2 separate regions of the Homo sapiens genome follow, and region 1 is linked to region 2. Evidence: read pairs that join two places in POLR2A ChIA-PET (ENCODE). Cell type or tissue: IMR-90. All regions are shown on one strand. Each heading gives the region's core, and the rest is flanking DNA. Links, peaks and the distances in the headings are about the cores only. Region 1 has its middle 110 kb from the start of SAMD5. Region 2 overlaps SAMD5 (sterile alpha motif domain containing 5).

What was found. ChIA-PET counts read pairs that join two places held together with the same protein. Peaks named below come from ENCODE experiments on the same cell type or tissue, not always from the same donor. Only the 100,000 strongest peaks of a DNase experiment are listed, where the experiment ranks them.
Region 1: POLR2A ChIA-PET joins it to region 2 with 5 read pairs; 3 of 35 experiments call an interaction of 5 or more read pairs at or near these places.

Annotation. Positions count from the first base shown.
Region 1 is chr6:147,618,451-147,623,832 of GRCh38, forward strand. It overlaps a transcript of SAMD5 not described here. Among named protein-coding and RNA genes, the nearest start is that of SAMD5, 110 kb to the left of the region's middle. In IMR-90, for the core only: no CTCF peak of the experiment used is centred there; a DNase peak (open chromatin) is centred at 2,981.
Region 2 is chr6:147,561,643-147,567,024 of GRCh38, forward strand. SAMD5 (sterile alpha motif domain containing 5) reads left to right here. Exons shown (of 2, transcript NM_001030060.3): 2 at 2,752-5,382. The coding sequence ends at 2,814. Among named protein-coding and RNA genes, the nearest start is that of SAMD5, 56 kb to the left of the region's middle. In IMR-90, for the core only: no CTCF peak of the experiment used is centred there; a DNase peak (open chromatin) is centred at 3,109.

The DNA.
Region 1 (5,382 bases), core at 240-5,239, 57 kb after region 2:
GCCTGGGGCATCTCTGGGAAGTAGGCTGGTCCTACAAGAGTACTTTGCAGCCAGTGGTGAAGATATAGGAGGTCAAATAAAGTAAGTGATGAGAAACAGAACAGATAGAGCAAGGTAAGATCAGAAACGCAGGGTGACTGTCACCTCTGTGTAACCGTGTTGTGAGGAGACGGAGAGTACCACTAACACCCAGTCCTTGGCGGGAGCCCATTATCTAGTCAGTCTGGAGAGCTTCAGTCCCTCCCCTGACCAATGTGAAGCTTGCCCCTTAGGGCACCTGACTGCCTCATGAGCTCAGCGAGGATATTTAAAGAAACCACCCAAGTTTGTTCCTGTGACCTTTCCCCTTTTTACGAAGTCATCTGAACAACACCTTTCTACTTAGGAGATTCATCTCTTCAAAGTACTATATTCCTGAATCAATGTTTTGTCAACATTTCTAAGTTACTTCATCTTTTAAAGAGGATGTGTCTTATGAGGAAGTTGGAATTCTTTGCAAAAACATAGCAAAAATGGGAGCTATCCTTCCAGGATCTTGCTATGTTGCTCAGACTGGCCTGGAACTCCTGGCCTTAAGCAGTCCTTCCTCCTCTGCCTCCCAAAGCTGTGTGATCACAGGCGTGAGCCGCAGCACCCGGCCTTTCCTGCTCTTGTGAAAAGCTGGCTGTCTTGCTCATCTCCCTCACCCCTGTATGTTTTTATGCTGTGGGCAGGGCCGTGACGTGCACAAGACATCTTTCACAATCTTATTTTTTTTAAGTATGAAGCAAGACATCTAAAATGAGAAAAAATAGAAATCACCATGTATTTGAAATGAATTATTGACATGAATTCTGCATTTATAGCTGAACTTCCTAGCGGCCAAGATAAAAACATAGAAATGCATTGGGTTATTTACTTTTCATATTCCTGCAGAAAAGAAGTACACACCTTAATCTTGAGAAAAACTTCCCGAGTTTGTATAAGATCCATGGCAGATATGCAGATACTCATGAGGCAGATACGCAGATACTCATGAGGCAGATATGTGGATACTTGTGAGGATACGTTTAAGTAAAGATATTCCTTGATAGTCCTAAGGTCACAAATTAATCCAGGAAGAGATCCTTGTTATCTGTCTCTAAATAAATAGAATTGAAGAAGGAAAATTGTGCTATTTCTGCTTTTCTGTTATTTCTAAGAGTGAGGAAGAGCTGGCCCCTTCAGAAATTCTTTGGAAACAGACCAGTCAGGGGAAAGGTGTTAGCAGTATCAGGGCCTACAGATAACTGTTGGCTGCAAGAGAGGGTGGACCATCATCATGGTTACCCTGTGTCTGGAGAGGCCATCACAAAGTGGAGCCTACTGCCTGACAAGGGGGAGGCCACCTACTTGATGATAACTCCTCAAAGGCTGATACCCAGTCCTGAGAGTTCTCCAAGGCCCTGCTGGCTGTCCCTGATGGAGTCACTGCAGAGGGTCTAGTGGAATCCTAAGAGACAGCAGGAAGCTTCAGCTGCCTTCTTTTATGGTTAATGACTTAGTGATACATTATTACCATTTGAATTGTTAAGGCTTCTACGTGAAATATAATGTTTTTAATCAAAATAAGTTGAATGTTGTTGTTTGGTCCCCGGAGCCACGTGTAGCCCTTGTGGGAATGAGCAATGACACTGTTCTTGGCATCACAGTGCCCTTCCCCTGCTTAGGGAAGCCCCGTGCGTTCCATCCTTCCTTTCCTCGAGCTTCTCTTCCTCCATCCACCACCCACTCTCCACGCCACTTCTGCAGCTCTGAGCACTGGCCTGCACAGCGCCCTTGCTCATTTTCTTCTTGTGCTTCTCCCCATCCATGGGATGATTCTTGTCTCTTCTGCTCACAGATTCTGGCCCCAGCCTTACTCCCGTACGACCCCTTACCCAGCCAGCTTTGATCACTTCTCTATTTAGCGCTGCTCTCACAATGAAGGGCACAGTTCACAGCATTTGATTCGCATTTCTATGCCTGTAACCTGTATTTATTGTGCACCAATTATGTGCAAAGCCTGGGCAGAAATTCTGCCTTCAAAGAATTTACAGCAGTGAAGGAGATAAGCCACAGGTATACCTAATTCTGCTTCAAGGTAGAAGAAGTAAATGCCATAAGAGCCATAAGATATATTACAGAGGGAGAAAACACTTCTAGAAGGACCCGGAGTGATTTCGTGAAGGATACTGTGTTCCCCAAAGAAGAGCTTTCTCACTGGTGTGCTGGGAGTTGAAGGCAGGTGAATTAAGTAGCCATCGCCTCTGCTGGAAGGACGTGGCTGGCTTGGAGGCTTACCTCAGGGGCTGTACAAAGAGCTTCATGTCCTATGTGTGTCCCCAAGTGGAGCTGATCAGAACATCTTCTTAAAGAGGGGGTCAATTTGGATGTTGGGACTGTGTTTGAGGAATAGTTAGAAGGGAGACAAAGTTAGAAGAAAGAACCGTGGCTCTTGTGTGTTTGTGTATGTGAGTGTATGTTTGTGTGTGTATGACTGTGTATGTGCCTCTGTGTGTGTGTGTGTGTGTGTGTGTGTGCGCGCGCGCACATGCGCGCGCATGTAGGGAAAAATTTGGAATATAGCAAATTGCAAATAGGCAATCATAAAGGTGGGTTGGAGCATCATCACAGAGGGTCTTACGTGTCGGGCTAATCACTTGAATTTTACTCTGAAGTTAGAGCAGAATGATGTAATCAGAGCCAAGCTTCCTGTATGCTTTTACATACTTCTCAAGTTAAAGGGGGAGAGAGACTGGAGATGAGAAGACCTTGGAGAAAGCTTATGAAATTTTAGAAGTATGAAATAATGAAACGTGAAATAAAACAGTGACAGTGAGATCATGAGGTTGGACAGATGCCGGAGGTGTTTTGGAAAGATAGTCAATGGAGCTTGACTTCTGATTGGAGGAAATCCAGTGCATGAGTCAAGGTTGGAGATGGGAGCAGGAGAAAGGGAGAGTCAGGGATGATGCCAGAGCCTTCAGCCTGGTAACTGGGTGATGCTTACAGCTGCAGCCACTTCAGGAATCCATCCAACAGCCATCCCTCCTTCTCTCTTGCTGACACAGAGCTATCCCCCATCCCAGAGAATGACTCATGATTGGCCTGAGCCTGTCAAGGCCATTCATTTTTCTTCGCTAGTGATGATTTGGGAGTAGACATATGACCCAGGTCAGGTCAACAAGCCAGATAAAAGGATAAGTCAGCTAGGGGTTCTCTGCCAAAGGAGAGCTGCCGAGGAGCAGCCTTTTGTTCCCTGCTCTCCCTCCCTTCTGTGGGTGCTGTTTTGTACTATAATGATACCTGGGGCCATGGCAGGCATTTTTGGACCGTGAAGGGGAGGCCAAGAGAATCATGGACAAACCAGCTAGAGTTCTGATGTTATTGAGCTTGGAACCAACTGGAGAGCCATGTGTCTTCAGCCTGTCTGCTAAGTGAGATCAGATGCATCTGGACTGTTAGTATTTTCTTACCTGTAGCCAGACATATCTGAACGGATAAAATGATTCTCAGGAATGTGAAAAGGGAGGAGGAACACGTGATTGTGCTGGTGCCAGTAGATGAAGAGAGAAGATGAAGAGTTTTGCCTGGGCTGTGCTTTCTTGCTTTCCTAGGTTGTCTTCAGAGTCTCTCTCACCAGCTGGAGCCTGACATTCCCAAAGATAGGCAGGGTACAGTCATCCCTCAGTGTCTGTGAGGAATTGGTTCCAGGACCCCCCACTGTGGATACCAAAATCCTCAGATGGATGTTCAAGTCTGTGATATACAATGGCATCGTATTTCCATAAATCCACACAATCCTTCTGTATACTTTGTCATCTCTAGATTACTTATGCTACTTAATACAGTGCAGATGCTATGTAAAGTCATTATACTCTATTTTTATATGTATCATTTTTATTTTTCTATTGTGGTTTTTTGAAAAAATATTTTCTTTCCATGGCAGGTTGAATCCTGGGATGTGAAACCCACGGATATGGAGGGCCAACTGTACTTAGTACTGTTCTTTTCAACACAGCAGCAGAAAGTATCTTGAACTGACTTACACTCCAAAGCAGAATTTATACTAAGTCTCAAGGAATATCTTCTAGAAGCCAAGTGTAGGAAGCTGGGGCTCAGGAAGGGATAGAGTCTGGGACTGTCCAGCCCACCAGGAACTATTTCCTGTCACTCATCCCTGGTGAAAATGGGCTTTCTCCCTTTCTCAGGCCATGCGACAGGAAGATGCCTGGCCAGCTGCACCTCTGGTTCAGGAGACTGACTCAAAATGTTATTTGGTTCTTGTATTAGTCCATTTTCATGCTTCTGATAAAGATATACCCAAGACAGGGTAATTTATAAAGAAAAAGAGATTTAATGAACTCACAGTTCCACATGGATGGGGAGGCCTCACAATCATGGCGGAAGGTGAAAGGCACATCTTACGTGGTGGCAGGCAAGAGAGAATGAGATCTAAGCAAAAGGGGAAACCCCTTATAAAACCATCAGACCTTGTGAGACTTATTCACTACCATGGGAACAGTATGGGGGAAACAGCCCTCATGATTAAATTACCTCCCACCAGGTCCCTCCCACAACACATGGGAATTATGGAAGCTACAATTCAAGGTGAGATTTGGGTGGGGACACAGCCCAACCATATCAGTTCTAACCCCACATTCTTGGACAGACCATCTAGCCTGGCTAAATTTGCTCTCTAGGATTGTGAAATTACAGTTTATAAGCCTGTCAGCTGTGTGTTGTGGGGGAGGAAAGGGAGGATCAAGAGGGGTCCTCATGAGCCTCCCAGACACCCCAGAGCCTGTCTGCTATTCTTATCAGCCATTTAGCTATTCTCTTCCAGTAATTTCTCCCACATAGTGGGATTCTTAATAAATAAGTAGCCCCATATGACAAATAATGTTAATAATATTAATAGTCAAGTCACTACTTGATTATCAAAGGACTTTGACACAAAAATTGTATATCCATATTTTAGGACATGTGCTTTGAATTGTAACACATATTACACTAACATTGTAAGAGGAGTTTGCTCTGCCTCCCACCCCACTGACATACACAGGAAGGACTAGACTGAGTAATCTGATATTATCTTTGCCATTTTCGTGATGTATTTTCTTGTTAGAGCACATTCATTGAAGGAAATAATATAACCCAGCAGATACTTGCAACAGTTCTTTCTAAAAACAAAGTATATTGCAGAAAAATAAGTTTTTGCTCATCATAACTGACTCTATTATGCCTGATGTATCTGAAAAAACTTAAGATTTCAAAGAGCCATTACATTTAAGTAAGACTGAGCACATTAGAGAAATGAAGAATTGGTAAGTGGTAGATGGTAGTTAGAATGTTTCAATTAGACTGAAATTTAAGTGGGAC
Region 2 (5,382 bases), core at 133-5,132:
GCCTAATAATTAAGGGGGAAAATGAAATATGAGAAATGTGTGATACGTATGGGGACAGCTCTGTAATAGTTGTCTTCAGCAGTTACCTCCTTCAAGCTTGTCAGAATTTTAAAACCGTTCATTTCTGTTCCACTTGAAGAGTGAGATCTATCAAGACCAGCCTCTGGAGTGCCACAATGTGATCAGCCAGAAAAGAATGACGGCGCATTCGGCACAGGGAAATCACTGACGTTTCCTATGGTCATGAAGCAACATATGCTCCACTAATTACTGTTTTCTGTGACTGCTCTCACATCTTGAAACTCTCCATGACCCATTGCGGAAATCCTGTTCATCTGCCCCCCACCTACTCCCTCAGTGAATGAAAAATAGCAGATTGCAAGGCTGGACTTGTTTAATGAATGTGATTTGTTTTTGTGGAATCAGAGGCATGAGAGGTTTTGGAGGCTGTTAGTTTGACACTAGATTTGTGAAATGACTTCATAGTCCACACCGTTAGATGGGTTTATAGGCAGGGTGTCTTTACTTGCTAAATGATAATCTGTCCAAAGGCATTTTCTTTATTTTTCTATGTTTCTAGAGCAAAGTGACCTTTGAAGGAAGGCAGCATCATGTCTCTGACTTCAGGCAGAAGTCTGTTGAACATGGGGCAGACATGGAATCTTGCATTATAATGAGAATGTCTTCAAGAAAAGCGGACTCCCTCTGTGGCCTTTTCTTCTCTTGGAAGTAGTCTTGTTGCCATCTGAGTGACCCCTAACACTATAACCTAAGGATTTTCCTGGATTTTTTTTCTGACACAAATAGCTTGTTTTCTTGTACTGTATAGTAAATGCAATTTTTGGTGTTAACACCTTTTTATGTATTCATTTATTAGAGCATTAAAAACCAAAGTGTTGGCCGGGTGTGGTGGCTCACGCCTGTAATCCCAGCACTTTGGGAGGCTGAGGCGGGTGGATCACGAGGTCAGGAGATCAAGACCATCCTGGCTAACACGGTGAAACTCCGTCTCTACTAAAAATACAAAAAATTAGCCGGGCTTGGTGGCGGGCGCCTGTAGTCCCAGCTATTCGGGAGGCTGAGGCAGGAGAATGGCGTGAACCCGGGAGGCGGAGCTTGCAGTGAGCCGAGATCGCACCACTGCACTCCAGCCTGGGAGACAGAGCGAGACTCCGTCTCAAAAAAAAATAAATAAATAAATAAAACCCAAAGTGTTACCTTGTTTATATTCAGGTAACTTCCCTTCTCTATGGAATTTTCCCTCACTCCTCCTTCCTCCCCACAAAAGCCCAACAACTTGGTTTGTTCAGATAGGTTGAAGATTACTTTTTCGCAGTTTATAACAAGAGCTGATGTTTAATAGAGGTATTGGGTTGCATATGGCTTTATTTTGGCGACTATTTGAATATATTAAATAGTAGTAGGATATCGTTACTTAGTATTACAGCAAAATAGGATGATTCTCTGGAGAAAGAAACTTCGTAAGCCTGGATAGTAATACTTACCATCTATTTAGATGTGATTGCCTGATGGTGTCACCCAAACTAATTAATAATGACATATTAGCTAACATATTGCCGTCAGCAGGTGGCTGTTTGAGCAGGGGTGAAAATGGCAGGTGCTAAAACAAATTGCTGTACCTTAGAGAAATGTACAGAATTCTTCTTTTAAAGAGTCTTGATGATGTCTGCAGTATGATTTTTATTTTTTGGGAGCTTACAAGGCTTGGAGAGGTTGCAGAGATAGAGACTAGGAAAACAAAACAAAACAAAGGAGAACAAAATTGATTTAACCTTTTCCAAAAGTTTTCCAATTCAATAAGCAAGCGGTTGAATCTAAGCAGCACAAAATTTCCAGGAAAGACTCAGGCATCCTTCTTCCTTCCAACTTTCCTTTTCTTCCTCTTCTTTGTCCATCTAGATCTGTCAAGGGATTGTGGGCACACAGCAGAGCCATGACAGATGGGCAGTGCACTGTAATCTACTGCTGCCTTTCAATTTCAGAGGGATCATTGTGACAATGAAGGGGTTAAAACTGTCAACACCTATCAGAGCTTGGAGATAATTAGTGTAATATAAACCCAAGAACTTTGATGGCAAAGACCACACAGCAAATGAATTCGACTAGGTTGCTGCTTTGTAAGAAATACTTAATTAACCTCTTTCCAGCTCACGTGCAACTATGGTTTTTACATGCCTATGTGAAAAAGTTACTGTTTATACATACAGATGATAATGATTAAATATGACTGTGAATCATTTTTACTTTGGAAGATGCATTTCAAACTAGCACTTGCAGCTACAAGTTGAAAAGATAAGTGCTCTTCCAGCATGAGATAGGTCGCCTTTGGAATGTCTCACAATGTATTGACTATTGCTCTAGTACTAACGTTGCTAACGTGTAGTACTGAGTAATGTGACTTAGGAATGCAAACTATTACAAGGTATATTTTTATCTAACCATTTTTTTTTAAGTTTCCACCTCTTAGAAGGAACATAAAAGGAAAATAAAGTAGGCCTTTTTAAACAAAATATAGGCTTGACAAGGATAAAATGCATTCTTTTTTAATTAGCTTGAAAGAGAAAATTGATAGATAACAAGCAAAAACTCTTAGGGCTGTTCTTCAAAAGTCCATGTGGTAAGCAGAAAGGGACAAGAATGACTTAAAAATAGGAGCAGAAATCCATGATGGACTAGGGGAAGAATGGGTAAAGGAGAACTTCAATAACCCAGATATGTTCAAATCCACAGGTCCCAATGGCTGGCATCCTAGAGTACTTAATGAATTGGCCGAAGTCATCACAGAGCCGCTAGATATCATTTTTGAGACCTCGTGGAGGACTGATGAGGTGCCTGAAGACTGGAAAAGGGCATATTTAGAACCTTCTTTCAAAAAGGGAAATGGATGATGACCCTGGAAATACTCATCAGCTTAACTTTTTGCTTGGACAAATTCTGGAATAATCAACTTAGTAAACTGGGTAACTGGCTTATAACAGCTAGAAATAAGGCAGTGAACTATCACGCATAAAGAAGTATTGAGTTCATTTTTTTAAGAAGATATCATGATGAGATACAGTCTTATGCATTTCTTGGCATTCTCCCTTCCATTCTTAATGAAAACAGATGAGGTTGGCTAAGGCATTTGAGTCATAACTTAGTTTAAGTACAATATAACAAAAAGGTAGATTTCTGACAGTAAGTAGTAATTATATTATTTCCAAATTTGCTTTTAACTTGAGAACAGTAGCTTTAATTTTTATATTCAAGCATACATTCTACTTCATTTCATATAGGACCATGTTTTTATAAGATAAGATACATAATTCTATGTAGAATAGTTTGGTGAAGGAATTCTTATTTTAAGGTGCTTTTATATAGTTATTTTGTATATTGGTACAATGTTAAAGGTGATGAATTAAGGAACATCACCAAGAGAGGACAATTTCTTCTAACTTCTCTTTTTAAATTTAATCTGGCTGAGGTTTAGTATTAGGACTAATACAAGTGTCTTGCTCTGACATGCATCAAGCAAGAGCTAGCTATTTTACTTCATAGCTAGTTTCTTGCACTCTGTGGAGACTGCCAGGGCCGCAGCTCACAGCCTGTTCTGAGCTGCAGTGCTTTATCCCACCTTGCTCTCCAGGCTTCTGACTTCAGGCCTGTGGGGGCCGGGAGGTGGGCAGCGGCAGTGGCCTGAGGAGCCCTGTAGAACTACGGCTGAAAAAGAAAGTAGATTGAGGTGGGGGGAGGAAATTAACAGGAATCTAGAGTTTTTCTAATTCTTATCGTCTTATCGTTCTTGTGTTTGGATGCTGGTAGTTTTTTTTTTTTTAGACAGAGTCTCGCTCTGTCACCCAGGCTGGAGTGTAGTGGCACAATCTTGGCTCACAGTGACTTTCGCCTCCCAGGTTCAAGGAATTCTCCTGCCTCGGCCTCTTGGTAGCTGGGATTACAGGCACGCATCACCACACCCAGCTAATTTTTTTGTATTTTTAGTAGAGATGGGGTTTTACCATGTTGGCCAGGCTGTTCTTGAACTCCTGGCCTCAAATGATCCACTCGCCGTGGCCTCCAGTAGCGCTGGGATTACAGGCGTGAGCCATCACACCCGGCCTGGATGCTGGTAGTTTTATTTTCTGCTTAGAAAACGCAACCATGTTGATGGGACCAAAAACTTAGTTGAAAGAAGCCATGGCAAAAGATGTTGACGTACAACTGGCTCCTGAGGCTGTCAATTGTTTAGAGCTCCCAAGTAGTACTGCATTACGGAATCTACTACTTAGAAGAATGTACAAGATGTAAGTTCCCATCGGCACCGTCATGGTAAGAAGAATAAGAAACTCTCAAAGGAAAAGAAACTTACATTCACTTTTTCCTGGTCCATTTTGGTTCCTAAGAATAGATAGGCCATTAAGAAGGATATTAGGTTTCTAAGGACAATTTTAACACAATACTGCTTTAAAAATCTGAAGTTTAAATAGTTTAGCTATTTCTGTAGGTTAATTCAGGCACTGACTAAAATCAGTCTCATTATCATATACAAATGTAAGGAAGTTAAATTTTAAAAGCATGTATAGGTTGTCCTTAAATTATACAAAAGCTTTTAGTTTCATCAGGATTATATTCCAGTTAACCTTTCATCTTTTTTTTTTTTCCAAATGAACTAGGGTCTTTAAAATTCCTAAGTAGATTCTTTTGAGTGGTAGGGGAGTCTGTATAGATTACAGATATAATTTATTGTGATAACAAATGGCTTCCTGTTTGACCTCATTTCCAGGTGTCGCATCCGTGGCTGATTTATTTCACAGATGTACATTTGCATGTACTTGTTGAACTTTGCTAGGAAGGACTCAATTTTTGAAAAATCTGTTATTTTCACTGTGGGCCTTATGAGGCAATCTACTGCAATGGAAAAAGGGTTCCTTGGTCATTTCAAGTTTTATTTTCTATTAGAGTAATATCTAACTTCAATTATTTTGCCAGGTTTAAACCTTCTCTCTGTGTCTGTGGTTAGAATTTGAAAATAACAATGCTCTGCTTAAAGTAAGAGTCACAGTCAGCAAAAAAAGCCAATGGATTTTAAAAAGACATCTTAGTTAAAGCTAGAGGAAGAAAACTTCAAATAAGCAAAGAAGTATTGAAGGATGCCCACGAATTCCTTTGCATTAAAATCAAGATGAGGTAAGAGGTAGAATATAAGAGAAAGGGATTATTTTTACCATGAATTGTATCTGGGGACAGTTAGTCTTAGAAGGAGTAATTTTTTCAGCGTTTTTCCTCTGTATCTAAACACCAATAATATACTTAATTTTTGAATATAAAAGAAGTAGCAATTGACTAAGAATAAATATGTTATAAAAACTAGGGGATTATCTTGAT